2 separate regions of the Homo sapiens genome follow, and region 1 is linked to region 2. A link is an interaction called in ENCODE POLR2A ChIA-PET data of the cell type or tissue named here. Cell type or tissue: GM12878. All regions are shown on one strand. Each heading gives the region's core, and the rest is flanking DNA. Links, peaks and the distances in the headings are about the cores only.

What was found. ChIA-PET counts read pairs that join two places held together with the same protein. Peaks named below come from ENCODE experiments on the same cell type or tissue, not always from the same donor. Only the 100,000 strongest peaks of a DNase experiment are listed, where the experiment ranks them.
Region 1: POLR2A ChIA-PET joins it to region 2 with 7 read pairs; 2 of 35 experiments call an interaction of 5 or more read pairs at or near these places.

Annotation. Positions count from the first base shown.
Region 1 is chr6:11,512,747-11,518,130 of GRCh38, reverse strand. The region is part of intron 4 of LOC105374928 (a long non-coding RNA gene); the gene reads right to left. It also overlaps the pseudogene THAP12P5. Among named protein-coding and RNA genes, the nearest start is that of TMEM170B, 22 kb to the left of the region's middle. RefSeq lists an enhancer at 3,029-3,078. In GM12878, for the core only: no CTCF peak of the experiment used is centred there; a DNase peak (open chromatin) is centred at 3,270; H3K27ac peaks cover 4,075 bases.
Region 2 is chr6:11,380,099-11,385,482 of GRCh38, reverse strand. It overlaps a transcript of NEDD9 not described here. Among named protein-coding and RNA genes, the nearest start is that of NEDD9, 150 kb to the right of the region's middle. RefSeq lists an enhancer at 3,264-3,463. In GM12878, for the core only: no CTCF peak of the experiment used is centred there; a DNase peak (open chromatin) is centred at 3,142; H3K4me3 peaks cover 3,756 bases; H3K27ac peaks cover 3,061 bases.

The DNA of each region.
Region 1 (5,384 bases), core at 303-5,302, 130 kb before region 2:
GGACGATTGTGGAGTATTGGCCATGTATCCTGTAATATTGTTAAATTTGCTTATTAGTTCTAGTGGTTGCTTATACGTTCCTTAGAATTTTCTACATCAACAAACATTATATTCTTTATTTCATTTTCTTGCCCTATTTCATAGGCTAGGACTTCTATTACAACATTAAGAGGGTACATCTTTGCCCTGAGTCCAATCTTGAAGGGAATACGGTTAGTCTTTCACCACTAAGCATTATATTAACTATAAGAATTTCATAAATATCCTTTATCAGGTCAAGGAAATTTCCATCTTTTCTTAGTTTACTTAGTGTTTTTTTAGGGTTTTATGTATGTATTTATTTAGATTTAGAAGATACAAGTTCAGTTTTGTTACATAAATATATTGCATAGTGGGGAAGTCTGGGCTTTTAGTGTACCTGTCATCCAAATAGTGAACATTGTACCCAATAGGTAATATTTCAACCCTATCCTCCTCCCACCCTCCCACCTTTACAGTCTCCAGTGTCTATTATTCCACTCTGTATGTTCATGTGTACCCATTGTTTGGTTCCCGCTTAGAAGTGAGAACATGCAGTATTTGACTTTCTGTTTCTGAGTTATTTCACTTAGGACAATGGCCTCTAGTTCAATCCTTGTTGAGCAAAAGACATAATTTCATTCTTTTCTATGGCTGAGACGTAATATATATGTATATATAATATGATATTCTCTTTGTCAAATCATCCATTGATAAATACTTAGGTTGATTACATAACTTTACTATTATGAATAGTACTGTGATAAACATATGAGTGCAGTTGTCTTTTTAGTATAATGATTTATTTTCCTTTGGGTAGATACTTAGTAGTGGGATTGCTGGATCAAATGGTAGTTCTATTTTTAGTTCTTTAAGAAATCTCCATACTGTTTTCCATAGAGGTTGTACTAATTTACATTCCCACCAACAGTATATAAGTGTTCCCTTTCTGCTGTATCCTCATCAGCACTTGTTGGATTTTTGGCTTTTTAATCATGGCCATTCTGGCTAGTGTAAGATGATATCTCACTGTGGTTTTAATTTGCATTTCTCTGATGATTAGTGATGTTGTGCTTTTTTAAAATATGTTTCTGGGTCACTTGTATGTCTTCCTTTGAACATGTTAAGATGTAAACCCAACAAATGAATGTAAACAACCAGATGTGGAACATCTTTGGATTACTTTCTATCCAAACTCTAATTCTGTCTTTATGGCCACATAAAAAAGACGAAATCTACATTGAAATCTCGGTTTGGTGAGTTCACAGTTTCTGCTGCTGGTTGGTAATTTCCTTAACTACCCTTTCCATATTTCTAACAATACACTAAAACACCCATTAGTCAATGGTCAATCCTGTGCTTTATTGTAATATTTTATAAAATATATTCCTTCTCCTCACACCTCCTTAACATTTACTTTTTAAAACAACTGGTAACTTAATAATACCTGGTAATTAGATTCATGACATTATGCTCAAAATTACTTTACTAAAATATCCCTAGCTTGCCAACAACAGAAATGGAATGTTCTTTTAATGCTAAATTCTGAAAGGAAAAGTCTTCAAAGAAAGAAAGTTCAAATAGTGGCCACTCAACAGCAGGTTTTTAGTGTTTAATATATTCAGTGAAAGGTCCGTGGGTAAATATTCAGTGATTAAGTGGCCAAAATACAACTCACAGCTTTTCCTCTAAATATCAGATATAAAAAGAAAAACTATTAGGCATTTTCAGTGGTTTTTAGGTACTTGTAGGAAGTTCTGGCTTTATGTATAGCTTTTTTATATATGTGTCTACTGTTAAATTAAGATCCTATTTTATATCAACATTTATGTTAAGCAGTGTAAAGTTACTTGACCTCTGGTCCGTTGAAGTGCTTCTTAGTTGTGGTTTGAGACACTTTCATCCAATTTCATAGCTTTCATTCTCAAACTTCATCAAAAGGAAGAATACACAGGACCTTCAGTAACATGTAGACAGTAAGAAAAAAAAACTTTAAGTGAGATAAATAGGGAGTTTTATACGTGGTGGGTGGAAGCTCTTTGTCTTTTTTTCTGCGTTTTGGCCTTAACCTCCAACAATGAAGGTTGGCAGAGAATGTATCAGGATTGAATAAGTCAGCTGAGTACACATTGGCATGGTGTTCAGTGTAAGCTGTTCTATGACCGAGGCCACCAGTGAACTGCTTTTGACTGTTTAAGAACATTTAGGAACTGTGAGGTACTGTTCTAAGAAAATGTCTTTAAGGTCATGGATAATGTGCCTCATGGTGGAGCACTATTTCTTTATAGTAATTCTCTGTGGTTAATTTAGATTCTAGATTATCTTGCTGAGCCTTGAGGAATTTCCCAGCATTTCAGCATCAAGTATGGTTGTCAACCCTGCGGCTTCCTCAAATCAAAATTTACAATAAATGTAAATATCTTCAATCTCTTTCTGCAATGCAACGCTGCAGTCAAGCTGCCTATTGCAAAGAAGACATCAGAGGTGTGGCCCTGGAGATTTTTTCCAGATGGTCTTTCTGAAAATAGGATACTTTTATGAACAACAATTTATAATTAAATCAAAACATTAATGCACTACAGAGAACAAAAGCTCAACCAGCTATAAAGGTATTCCATCTAACATTTGTGTCAACCTTTATATCATCTAAACACAAAACAATTGCTAGCAAAAACATTTCAAAAGCATCATGCATGCCTGTACATTGTGAATAGCAGATTTCCTTCAGTTCATTTGCCTTTTCTTTGTTGTTCTGAAAGAGGACAGACATTATATTATTGAGCTCTAAAACTCTTGTGATCAACAGAAAAAAAGAACATCTTTAATTGCTCCCAAAGCAATAGATGATCCTCCCACAACAGAAAACTGATTTCGACTTCTGCATATTTAAGGCAGAGGAAGAGCAAGGTGTGGAGATATGTTGGGATTATTTCTCTAAAGTTCTAGTTACCATGATTGCCATTTTGAAAGAAAGTCTACTAGATATAATCTAAGCCAGGTCACACCAGAATTCCTTGTTCATTTCCCACTTCTCAGTTATTGTAGTGTGACATTTCACAGCCAAACTTCCTGCATCAGCTTCAGGAGGGAGAAATCCCACATCCTTCTCTCTGGCCCTGAGATTCATCAGTGAGCCTAACCAATACCGGTGATTGCTTTTTCTCAGCTATGTCCTCCATATTAGCGACAGTAGGAAAGAAGTGAATCTCTCACTTCCCCGTTTCTTCCCAGTGCAGCTCTTGTAGATCTCAAGCACCTGTTTCTGTTGTGTTTTCAAACTGAATAATGTGTTTCAAAGAACTTTCTCAGGACTGCCTCACCAGAAAGTACCCTGAACTCCAGCAGTGCTTAAACATTAAAAGGAGAAAAGAAACCCTTTGAGATTTGGTCAGCCTCATTTTCATCCAAAGGTGTATTTTGTAAAAACCAAACTTCAAATAAAAATGTTAAGTGATCTTTGTTTTTATTCTCTTCAAAGTTTAGGGGTGAAATGCCTTCATTTTGTTCTTCACTTTCTTCTTCGGCATTGGAGTTCTGTGTATTGCTGTTGTTTCTTTATTGGTTTGTTTCTATTCAGGAGTTTCATCATTTTTTCCATTTGTGTCCTGATTTAATTATCACAATTATCTTATTTATTTTCAATGTCCACCATGTGGATTGTTCAGATGACCAGTAAAATCAACCATTGCTGGCATAGCATAATTGCAAATAACTCTTCTGTAAGTACTAGTTTTATAAATCATAGAGTTCTCAAAGTGTTTGACAATAATGTTTACTCAGCCAATCAGGTGTTTTACCTTGTAAGTTAATTTTTCTACATTTCTTCACCCACCTCAGGCTTCTTTCAAGGTCTTGTAGTAACCTGAAGGCCAGATTGGGCTTCATTTTCTTCCATGTGCAGTTGGGAACTGCATACAAGTTTGATGTTGTAGCCCTACCAGCAAGCTAGCCCGCACTCCCTACCCGCAAACTCAGGCCCTCCTGCCTTCCTGTTAGTGATGGGGAAAGAAAATCAACTTAACATGACTCGTGTTTTCATTTTCTTTATTTGAAATGTCTGTGTCAAGTTTAGTATCAGGATCAGGCTGACTTCATAAAATGCACTGGGATGTGTTTCTTCCTCCTGGGTTTCTGAAAGCATTTGTGTAAAATTGTTATTTTTTTCTTACCTAAATGTTTAACAGAGTTCAGAGGGAGATTTTGATAACAAATTCAATTTCTTTTATATATATAGGACTAGTTAAGAATTTTTATTTCATCTTGTGTCAGTTTAGTAAGTTGTATTGTTCAGAAAATATGTCCATTCCTTCTAAGTTGTTGAATTTATTAGCATACACTTGTTCATGTTTGTTGGATCTGTAATATATTCACATACTTATTCCTGATATTGGTGATTTCTCTTTTCTTCTGCATGTCAAACTTTAATGTCATTTCCCCTAGAAAAACCCCAAAATGTTTTATACCTATTAATTTCCTCTATCATTTGTCTGTTTTCTGTTTCATACTTTCCTCCTCTTATAATATCTTTATTGTTTCCTTCCTTCTACTTTCTTTGTTTTTGTTGTTATTGTTGTTGTCTTGAGGCAGAGTCTCACTCTGCAGCCCAGGCTGGAGTGCAGTGGCAAGATCTCACCTCACTGCAACCTCCAACCCCCAGGTTCAAGAGATTCTTCTGCCTCAGCCTCCCAAGTAGCTGAGACTACAGGCATGTGCCACCACGCCCGGCTAATTTTTGTATTTTTAGTAGAGACAGGGTTTCAACATATTGGCCAGGCTGGTCTCAAACTCCTGACCTCAAGTGATCCTCCCACCTTGGCTTCCCAAAGTGCTGGGATTAGAGGCATGAGCCACCACACCCGGCCCCTCTACTTACTTTGGATTTACTTTTCTCTTCTTTCTCTGGATCTTACTGTGGAAACAAAGGTCATTCATTGTATACCTTTCTTCCTTCCTATCCTAAGCATTTAAAAGGTATAAATTTCTCTTTTAGCACTACTTTAGCTGTATTCCACAAATTTTGATATATTTTCATTATCATTCAGTTTGAAATAGTTTTAATATGTCTTATGACTTTTTTCTTTGACCCATGGATTATAGACAATATGTGTTTAAATTTCCAGATATGTGAATTTTATCCTCCTTTGACATCTTATTGTTTTTGGTTTCTAATTTAATTCCACTGTGGTCCAAAAACATTGTCTGCATTATTTTAATCTTTAAAATGCGCTGAGACTTGTTTCATGGCCCAGCATTTCGTTTATCTTGGTAAACATTACATGTTACTTGAAGATAATGTTTATTCCGCAATTGTTGGGTGTAGTGTTCTATAAATGTCAATTAGGTAAAGGAGAGTGAAGGCATTATTC
Region 2 (5,384 bases), core at 175-5,174:
AAATCTACATTATACACATTGCTGAAATAGGTCATGGAGTTCTGGCAATGTAGGAGGGCTAGAGAGCCCAGGACTTGGCTGAGGGACTGGGAGAATAGACAGGCAAAAGACAAAGGTGTCCTGTTAGGGGAGAGAGAAAAGGAGGTTTATAAGGGCAAGAGAGCAGAAGAGGAAGGTGAATAAGGCTCATTCTTCCATGCCTTCCAGACTATCATCTCTCTTAGGGGAGAAACTGATTCTCATTTCTTTTTTATTTATTTTAGCCCATGTTAAATAATGCTTTTAAGATCATGAATTAACTAATGAACAGAAACAGCTATCTTGCTGGCTTATCTCCCACTGAGCTACAGGTTTCTGGAGGGTGTCCTGTGGAGCGAGGTATCGAGAATGCCCAGGAAAGCTCAGGAGACTTCGCAGGTATGCGATAGTTAATGAATGGGAAAAAATGAACGGGATCTTTTTGAGCTCTGATTTCCTCATCTAAAAATGAAAACCACAAGACAAACTCCCATTCCCAAGAAGGGAGGAGGCATCCATTATAATTCTAGACAACTTTGTTCTTAAAATTTGCCAGACCAGCCCTTGAGCATTTTCATTTAAATTCCTCAGTGGGCAGTTGATTCCCCATGGCTCATACTGTCTTCCATCGTGGAGGGGAATGAGTCAAGCAAATGGAATCATAAATAGACACATGTGCATGCGTGCACACATGCACACACACATGTGCACACACTTTGGCCATAGATTTCTCAACCTTTGAGTCTTCTCAAATTCTCCTTACTTTTCCTTCCCCCATCCTCATCCTCCACTCCATACAACAGCTGCTCCTTGGACCAGACCTCCATAACAAATTCAAAACAGTTGCCTGGGGTTTGGCTACTGCTTCACAGGTAGTTATAAAGCATTTTGTGGTGCAAGCTAAGATTCCAGCTAACTGAGATGGCATGAAGGAGCTAATTAAAGCAGTCAAGAAGCTGGTTTAAATGAAGATGAAAATGTAAGCCCTGTCCTCAATGGATAGAGTGATTAGAAATTAAAGTTGTTTGTTTTTTGTCAGAATCATCTGTGGTTTGCCAAAATGTTGACATGCAGCATAACCTGCTACTAATCAAAAAGAAAATAAACCAAAGAAGAAGAAGAAAATCTAACACTGTAAGTAGGAAAACAGACATAGAAAACCGGCATCTTTGCAAATGGGAAAAATATTTAACTTGTTTTTCTAAAATAAGTCTGATCTGTTTTTGGACAAAGTCTCAGTTCCTGAGTTTGCCTTGAAGGACATGCTCGCTCGCTCTCTGTTCTGAAAAACTCAGCAGTGGGAGGTCCAGGCAGCTGGAAGTGGGAAATGAAGCCATAGGATGAAGATGAAAAAACAGAGTTCAGGATAATAAGGTTGTCAGTCTCAAGTATTTTATGTAAAAGGAGCCCAAGCTTAGCATTTTTAATATCTCTAGAGTGTAACTGACTTATGCAGACAATTTGATGGCATTAATATTCAAGTCATACTACAAAATTATTAATTATGTTTTCTAAAGTTTGTACATTTAAAGTTATACTAATTAAATGCCTGATGAAGAAAATAATTCCTTACCTGATACGGTATAAGGGGAAAAGCATAAAAGGACGTTTTGATAAAACATGTACTATCCAGACTTCTCTACCTCCATCAATTTATTATAAACACTCTGTATTATAAAATAAAAACTTCAGAGTAGAATAATTCTAGCTCAAATCTGGAATGATGTGGATACATAGCATGTACTCAAGAATGGTTTTGTAAGGAGAAAGAAAGAGAGGAAAGAAGAATAAAAGCATACCTTGCTGAATATTGTTAATTGCACTTAACAGGTACAATATATGTATACAATATATACAATATATGATGATTAATATCGATGTTCTTGTCATTGATTTCTTCATAAGACCCAGTGTACATGGCACTGAGCTGAGTGTTTATTGCTTTAAGTGTGGCACCTTTGTATGAGCAGAATATTCTTTAGCAAGATTTGAACCAGCTCAAACATTTAAAAATAAATGAATTTCAGAGAAGTCTTACAGAAAATTAAAACAAAACAAAACAAAACAAACAACAACAACAACAACAAAAGAGATGCCACAAGAGTGCAACATACATGAGCTGAGTCTGATGGGTGGGACCAAGGGCAGCCCTTTCTTTGTCTTCATGATGGAGCAGGAAGGAGTTGAAGCAGAAACATCAAGCACCACAGGATCATTTGGGGAACATCCATTATCAAACCACCTCTCTCTCTTTCCTCTCAACCCTCTATGTCCCCAAGTCGTTTGCTAGGCATGAGCAAGGAGTGGAAAATGAGGAAGGGTAGGAAAATAGCAAAGATCTCAGCTGATAATAATACAAAGTTGCCACGAATGATCACGGCAAACACTTATATTGCGCTTACTCTATTTGTGCCAGGCATTCTTGGAGTGCTTTACATGTACTAATTCACTTAATTCTCACAACAATCCTGTGACTGTTCCCATTTTACAGATGAGGAGGCCGTGGCACAGAAAGGCCAGAAGTGTTTAAAGAGCAGAGCCATAATTCAAACCCAGGAGGCTTGTCTCAGAGCCACTTGTCTGCTACTTGAAAGCACAGAATGAAGAAGACAAAGGGTTTGGGCTTTCGAATTCCCTTCTACATACACAGATCTAGGCTTCCATACCACATTGTAAGTAGGAAACTCTCTGAGCACCTAGCCTCTAGCATGGTGTCTATTCCAGTGTACAAGCTCAATAAGTACTTGTCATAGGAAAGAATGTTTCATGTCAATTAATAGTGGAACCCTTTGCAACATACTGAGTCCATAAAACCATAAAATCCCAATTCAGTTGGCTTGGAAATAGCCTAACTTTTGCTTCAGTGCGGCCTAGGAGGGAGCTTATGCCACTTAGAAGAATACATTTTGACAAATTTCCTTGCAATACGAATTTAAAGATCACCTACCTTTCTAAAAATAGCAAAGAGGCCAGATGAGAACAAGCTTTCTTACCTGTCCCTAAACTACAAAGTGTCCTCAGCGAATCAGAAAGTATGACAGAGAAAAAAAAGAAGAAGCACAGAGAGGAAATGAACCAAGACAACATCACCTCACAGCAACCGGAAGGAAAAACACACACATACATATGCCACTCACATCCGACGTGTGTGGTTGCTCAGTAGGGAAATGCTTACAGCTGCCTCTAGAAGCAAGTCCGCTCGCTGCATGGAGAGGGAAACATGAGCATGCAGCAGGACTAGCTGTCACCTCCCGCCCGCCTGCCCAGAGAGGGCCAGAGCGTCGGGGAGGCAAGATGATCCACCAGCGGTTCCATCCTACACTTGGGTGAGTTCTCAGCCACTTGCTGTGGCCTGTGGGAGAGGAGGGACTCATTCAGGCTCCTACTTCCTGAGTTGGTGCCAGACATCTGGTGGTGTTTCCCCACTGTGAACACTCCTCAACTGGGGCAGGGAGGACCTCCACATGCCCCAGAAGAGGAATGAGTGACTCCCGGTCTCCAAGTTGACCTGGAGGTGCTGGTTTTAGTGCAACATTCAAACCAGCATGATTTCTACTTATGAAATTGTTCTGGGTAGATGCTTCCTGGTGTGTAAGTACATGGCCCCTCCCCTCTTCCTACTGTCGTCAGAGAGCTTACCTGACAGCAACTAAGCTTTTATTTTTCCTGAATTATTTCAGTACTTCAAAGTGTGGGCCGTCACTTATTCTTTATGGTGGATTAGAATCATTTACGTCCTTTTCAGCCTCTTTGGACATGAGTCCTGACTGGCGAGAAATGGTGACTGAGGATTGGATTCTGTGCGTGTCCTATCCCTGTAGTCATTAGGATCATCTCCAAGGGGCTGAGGACAAGTGACAGCACACTGTGTTCTCCCTGTCCATAGTGAGCCGCCCAAGAGCTCCACCCTTACTTTTCTCTATGTTTATTCTTTCACTTAGCCCATTCATTCATTTCTTCCTTCATTCATTCATTCAATTGCCTTTCTTCCACCAAGGACTTGAGGCAAATTTTTTATCTTGCTGAAATTTTTTCAAAATGAAGACCATCTGTAATCATAAAGGGGACAATCGTTCTGAAAGGGTTATACATAATTCTAAGCTATGCAGAGATCGGCCACCAATCTTTTCCCTTTGCTTGTGTTGAGAAGTGAGAGTAGGCGCTCTAGTCATTTAAACTCCTGCATGGGGAGTCCCTCCTTCCCCTGCCCAGAAGCTGGTTTCCCACCCAGCATGGGGTGTGAAGAGCAATTGTCCATGACAGAATACTGGGAATCTGCCAAATAGTTTTCTTCTTTGTTTCTGTTTTCTTCCAAGCTTGGTTACTTTCGAGGACATTCCTGGTTCTAAGAATGCGGAAAGTGGAGTTGGTGGAAAAGAAAGGATGTGAAATCAGTGTTTAGCTAGCGCTCCACCATTTCTTGTTAATCGGTTAGTTTATTTAACAGCTATTTAGTGGCTGTCACTTTGTACGTCACCACTTAAACAAGATAGCTGGGCACGGTGGTGTATGCCTATAGTCCCGGCTATGCAGGAGGCTAAGGCGGGAGGATTGCTGGAGCCCAGGAGGTCGAGGCTGCAGTGAGCTATGATTGCACCACTGCACTGCAGCTTGGGTGACAGAGTGAGATCCTGTCTCAAGAAGAAGAAGAAGAAGAAGAAGAAGACGATGACTAGGAAGATATAAAAGCAGAGGTGTAGGAGAGGACAGGCTGTAAGGGTCACATGATGTAATTCCCGGTGCCTCTTCCTCTACACGTAAATAAGGGGAAAGAGCTATCTTGAATGGCTGTGGTAAGGATTAGATTGAATAGCAAACATTTAAGCATCTGGCAGAGAAGGGGTATCCGAAGTAGTCAGTGTCCTGCCTCCCTCCTCCAGGCCTCACTGTGACTGAGCTGGCTGCTGACAACCTGAGTCTTTATCTCATGACCTGAGAGCTTTCTCCAAGCCACACAGGGACAACTGTAATTGCCCAAAGGGCAGACGAAAATTCCCAGAAATGAACTCCTCAAAGGCTGTAAATATTCCAGCTCCCTCAGTCTTGAGTGGAATAATCTACACGGAATCAAGCTCCAGTTGCCCACAGTGGCGGGGCCCTTCATGGCTTCTCTCCTTCCCTGGATACTCCTTCACTCCCCATCAATGCTTCCTGGGATCATTTCTTAAACTACATGTCCTCGAACTCTGCATTGGGGTCTACTTCTGGGGGAACCCAAGCTAAGACCACCGGCCACCTACTACTGTAGGTACTTAAAGAGTTTAGTCGTCTGTTTTCCAATGATCAGCTCCATCTCCATTTGACCTTAGACTCTGAGTTTTGATTTCCCACATATCCATTCAAGGGTTGTAGTGGGGGAAGATCCT